Linked DNA regions of Homo sapiens: region 2 is linked to region 1. The links are chromatin loops, found by intact Hi-C in ENCODE. Cell type or tissue: psoas muscle. All regions are shown on one strand. Links, peaks and the distances in the headings refer to the core of each region. The heading gives the core; the rest is flanking DNA. Region 1 has its middle 20 kb from the start of LINC01341. Region 2 overlaps AHCTF1 (AT-hook containing transcription factor 1).

Evidence for each region. Peaks named below come from ENCODE experiments on the same cell type or tissue, not always from the same donor. Only the 100,000 strongest peaks of a DNase experiment are listed, where the experiment ranks them.
Region 2: a loop joins it to region 1, with 2.1 times the contacts of the local background. A loop is called at or near these places in 1 of 110 quality-filtered maps.

Annotation. Positions count from the first base shown.
Region 1 is chr1:246,768,449-246,771,320 of GRCh38, forward strand. No RefSeq gene overlaps it. Among named protein-coding and RNA genes, the nearest start is that of LINC01341, 20 kb to the right of the region's middle. RefSeq lists an enhancer at 1-531 and a silencer at 19-313. In psoas muscle, for the core only: no CTCF peak of the experiment used is centred there; a DNase peak (open chromatin) is centred at 1,133; H3K27ac peaks cover 2,397 bases.
Region 2 is chr1:246,873,405-246,876,320 of GRCh38, forward strand. It overlaps AHCTF1 (AT-hook containing transcription factor 1), which reads right to left. Exons shown (of 36, transcript NM_001323342.2): 24 at 2,633-2,783. Among named protein-coding and RNA genes, the nearest start is that of AHCTF1, 57 kb to the right of the region's middle. In psoas muscle, for the core only: no CTCF peak of the experiment used is centred there; no DNase peak of the experiment used is centred there.

The DNA of each region.
Region 1 (2,872 bases), core at 1-2,500:
CAGCTGTGCCCTAACTTGTGGGACCTTAGAAAAGGTTTTATCGGCTGTGAAATTAGAAAGCAGTACAGGAGCAATAGAGCCCACGACTAGCTGCACATCTGAATCACGAAACAGTAACAGGTTCCTCCGTGCCTGCAGCAACTTGCGTTCAGGAGGGCGGGAGGTCGAAGCCTCTGTGTTTTTGATATGCATTTGGGAACCGCTGGGTGAAGCTGCATATCCTGTCCCTGTTTCTAGCTTTGCAATGTATGCTCGAGCATTGACTCTGATTCTGAAGGTAGCAGTGTGACCCCATCCTCTGGCTTGAGGTACATGTGTGTCTCATCCTGATTTTCCTTTTAATCCCCCAAGGTTCTGCCTGCTCCCATTTGCTGAAAGTATATGACTCACCTCAGGTGAGTAAACTGCTAATTGTCCAAAATGTTGAGGCTCAGTTCAAGAGACAGAAGCCATTCCTGCTCCCAGTGGCCAGGCCCAGAGGACTGGAGTCTGCCTAGCCTCTACTGTTACGGGGTCTCACTGACAGAGTCTTCCCAGGATTCCGTGATGCCTTTGCTGGCCCTGTCCTGGCTGTCACCACGAGGTGCTCCACGCTTGGGTTCCAGGGTTACAGCAGTTTTTTTAGTTCACTTGTGTATGTGGTCAGGACCTGAGCTGCAAGCAAAACCCATGCCTCCCTTACGAATCCTTGGACCCTGCTCTTAAGCTGAAATCACTAGCCCAGATTCCTTTGTCTTTCTAGAGGTTCCTTTTTGGAGCCCTTGACAGCCTCTCCTGCCAGTGCAGCTTCGGCGTCATCCTATTTGACCTTCCTTAACTTCATATTTTAGGGAGCAAGGATTGAGGTTGTCGCCCCTTATTTTCTCCTTCCTGATTTTTTCTGCATGTCAGCCAGGACTCCCAGGGACAGTCCTGCACCGTCAGGCAGCAGGCCATCACAGTTAGGAATGCAGGCTCTGGCATCAGCCTCTGTGCTTACAGTGGCCTGGGCATGTTACTCAACTTCATCGAATTATTGTGAGAATTAAATGAGCTAACATGTTTAGCACTTGGATTAGTGCCTGGCACATGGTGTAAGCACTTACTAAGTTTCAACGTCATCACTACTGTTGTTATTAGAAGTCTGTCTTTGGGCTGGGCACGGTGGCTCATGCCTGTAATCCTAGGACTTTGGGAGGCCGAGACGGGTGGATCACTTGAGGTCAGGAGTTTGAGACCAGCCTGGCCAACATGGTGAAACCTCGTCTCTACTAAAAATACAAAATTTAGCTGGGCCTGGTGGCGGATGCCTTGTAATCCCAGCTACTCAGGGAGGCTGAGGCAGAGGAATTGCTTGAACCCAGAAGGTAGAGGTTGCAGTGTGCTGAGATCACACCACTGCACTCCAGCCTGGGTGACAGAGCAAGACTCCGTCTCAAAAAAAAAAAAAAAGAAGAAGAAGTAGTAGTAGTTTGTCTTTGGCCACAAAACGTTTCTTTTTTTTTTTTTTTAACTTTTTAAGTTCTGGGGTACATGTGCAGGTTTGTTATATAGGTAAAGTGACATGGGGGTTTGTCGTACAGATTATTTTGTCACCCAGGTATTAAGCCTAGTACCCATTGGTTAGTTTTCCTGACCCTCTCCTTCCACCCACTCTCCACCCTCTGAGAGGCCCCAGTGTTTGGTGTTCTCCTCTATGTGTCCATGTGTTCCCATCACTTAGCTCCCACTTATAAGTGAGAACATGTGGTATTTGGTTTTCTGTTCTTGCATTAGTTTGCAGAGGATAATGACCTCCAGCACCATCCATGTTCCTACAAAAGACATGATCTCATTCTTTTTATGGCTACGTGGCATTCCATGGTGTATATCTACCACATCTTCTTTATCCAGTCTACTATTGATGGACTTTTAGGTTGATTCCATGTCTTTGCTATTGTGAATAGTGCTGCAATGAACATATACATGTGTGTCTTTATAACAGAACAAGTTATATTCCTTTGGGTATCTACCCAGTAATGGGGCTGCTGGGTCAGAAGGTATTTGTTTTTCGGTCTTTGAGGAAGAACCACACCGTTTTCCACAACGGTTGAACTAATTTCCACTTTCACCAACAGTGTGTAAGCATTCCTTTTTCTCTGCAACCTCGCCAGCATCTGTTTTTTGTTTGTTTTTTGAGACGGAGTTTTGCTTTTGTTGCCTGGGCTGGAGTGCAATGGCACGATCTTGGCTCATCACAACCTCTGCCTCCCGGGTTCAAGTGATTCTCCTGCCTCAGCCTCCCAAGTAGTTGGGATTACAGGCATGCACCACCATGCCTGGCTAATTTTGTATTTTTAGTAGAGTTGGAGTTTCTCCATATTAGTCAGGCTGGTCTCGAACTCCTGACCTCAGGTGATCCACCTGCCTCAGCCTCCCAAAGAGCTGGGATTACAGGCGTGAGTTACCGTGTCCAGCCTAGCATCTTTTATTTTTTGACTTTTTAATAATAGCCATTCGGACTGGTGTGAGATGGTGTCTCATTGTGGTTTGGGTTTGCATTTCTCTAATGATCAGTGGTGTTGAGCTTTTTATCATATCCTTGACTAAGACCCATCAGTCAATTTGTGGAATCAAGACTGGCTTCAAGATAGACTAACTCCTAGTAGACTTTTTCACTAACAGTTACAATCCCTGAACCGCAGACTCTACACTGAAAAGGTCCCATCATATGGGCACTCCTGCTGCTGAGAAAATTGAACATAACAGTATTTCAGATAAACCTATGAGAAGATGAAACTAAGTGGAGGTAGAATTCAAACTTGTTCAGAGAAAGATACAAAACGAGAGACGTGAAATAACCATTGTCTGTAGGTCTGACAGCAAGAAATAGAGATAGAAGAGCTTCATTTGA
Region 2 (2,916 bases), core at 162-2,661, 110 kb after region 1:
TACTAAATATACTAGAGACAATACACTAGTCAATTTCTCCTGCATCATAGCGAAGGGAAAGAATCCGTCCCAATACTAAATGTACTAGAGACAATACACTAGTCAATTTCTCCTGCATCACAGTGAAGGGAAAGAATCCGTCCCAATAATAAATATACTAGAGACAATACACTAGTCAATTTCTCCTGCATCATAGCAAAGGGAAAGAATCTGTCCCAATACTAAATATACTAGAGACAATACACTAAGTCGATTTCTCTTGCATCACAGCAAAGGGAAAGAATCTGTCCTATACTGAATATACTAGAGACACCCACAAGCCTAGCCTGTCCAAGCCATGCAATTTGTGGTGACCCCAAACTTCACTTTCACCCCACAAAACTGGAGCAAGCTCCCCTTTCCTGCAGTTATCCCCTCCACAAAAACGTTCCCTGTGTCACCTTGACTAACACATGTATAGTAAATACTACTTACTGTATAAGTCCTACTAAACTATTCAACGATAGGTGAAACATACATACAGGCACTAGGATATTCGTCCAACACAGACTTACTACGCTGACATAAGATCTGACCCAACAGGGAGGTACCCGCTTGCTGCTTCTGACACTGCCACCTGCCACCTCAATACAACTCACTCCTGTCCTGACACAATCACCATTAATATTTTATTATTAAAAATATTTAGTATTTTATAATCTTTTTTAATATTAGAGACAACCCACTAAATAAAACTCATGACAAAGGGTGCCAAACTCCAGTTTCTAGTATATACAAGTAGACATGCCAACAAATTACGATAAAATTTCAGCTGACTAAAGAGACTGAGACCATCTTTGAGGTGGGCCTCTGTCTCCCTTGCATAAAGATGACACCTAAAGCCAAATAACATTAACTATTAAATGTCTCTATCTTCAGACAAATACGTGTCCCTCTGAGGCATGTATTCCTCTACATGCCAAGCAAACAAAAAGTGACTGCTGCTCCCACTGTAGCCTTGCTTAACTTGCTAAACCTTTTGACTTATCTGTCCCATAAAAGGAAGGGAACAGCTAGCTGGGGGAGCACTTACCCAAATGCTAGGACCACTAAAAAGGGTGGTGGCTCATTTTTCTAACCAACTTGACATGGTGGTCATGAAACGGCCACCCAAAAAAATATAAAACCCACTGCCAGGCTGCCTTGGATTCCTTCCCTTCACCCTGTTTAACATTAACTTATCCCTACGTCTTGAACCTCTCAATAAAACTTGTATCTTCCAAATTAAAAAAAATTCAACTACAGCTGGTCTTACTACAATACCAGCCATTACAACCTATCCTGAGAGATCCTGAAATATATTTAAATTTAGCATCTAAAAATTTTCACTCCTTTAACATCTCCAGACACATATCCCTGAACAACATTAAAAAGTTACAAAAAAACCTGACCTCCGGCTCTCAGCCCTCAAGAATGAGGAGTGACATACTTCTAGGGGGAAAATTTGTAAACAGACAGAGTCTCCCAGGATTATAGAAATTTAATCAACAATCAGCCTGTTTTACAGCCTCCTGCTATTTAGCCAGTTTCTTCCTAAACCCCATGTAAAATATTAGTCACCTACTTTGTTAAAACCATCTCCTGACAGGCCAACAACTTATATTATAGATAAACCAGAATGAACTTTCTTTACCACCATACTGAAGTCTCCACCCCAGGAGGTGCTACGACTTCCTTACCATGACATGCGACCTATATACTGACATAGTAACTAAGTCTACACAACTGGGACCACTCCCTTACATACAATGACACAACCTCTCCCCTCTCCATAAAACCCTCCTGTCACCTTCCCTCAGCTGGACACTCCCTTACATACAATGACACAACCTCTCCCCTCTCCATAAAACCCTCCTGTCACCTTCCCTCAGCTGGACACTGCTTTGGAGAATCCTCCCCGGTGTTGTCCTCCTTACTTAGAAGCCAAATAATAAAAAGTCCGATTGACCAAAACCTGCCTTCTTGTAGAGTAGTTTGTTACTCACTAGGCATTTAGAAAATTACATAAACTTAAGATGACAGGGCAGAGGCAGGGTTTGAGAGGAGTGACTCATTTTGAAAGAAGTTCTATGGCTAAAATGCTATCAAATGGTATCACATGCTACAGAGAAACTCTAGTGGAAGGAAGAGTAAATTGACATGGCCAACTTCACTGTGTCATCGTAAGAAACTGTCACAGCCACCTCAACCTTCAGTAGTCACCATGCTGATCAGTCAGCAGCCATCAACATTGAGACAAGATCCTTTATTAGCAAAAGGATTACGACTCACAGAAGGCTCAGATGATCCTTAGCATTTTTTAGCAATATTGCATTTCAAAATTAAGGTATGTACACTGGTTTTAAGAATAATGCTACTGCACACTTAGAAGTATAGTGTAAACATTATGCAATGGGAAACCAAAACTTCAGAGGACTAGCTTTCTCGTGATAGTCACTTCATTGCAGTGATCTGGAACCAAACCAGCAATATCTCCAAGGCATGCCTGTATGTGTTAGCGAAAGTAGCTAAATTTAAGGTGGTTTCAGAAAAGTAATCATTCAGTATCTTTTTTGATCCAATAGATTATGATATTCTTCAATGAAATTCTTACCTAATCGAAAAACTGATGATGTTGACAGATGATAAGGCTTAGCTCGTTCAATGGCTAATTTTCGATGGACTCTAGGAAGGATTTTTCCATACTGGTCTAATATAGAATTTCGAGCCAGTGATCTCTCCCGCAAACGAGGATCACGATCATTCTATTAAACATCAAAATTGGTAAAAAATTTAACCTTCAAAATGTTAGGTGCTGTAATTCTATATTTACCATTTAAAATAAAACTATGAATATCCAAAAAATCTTCCCCCTACCTACATATCCATTTTTCCAAA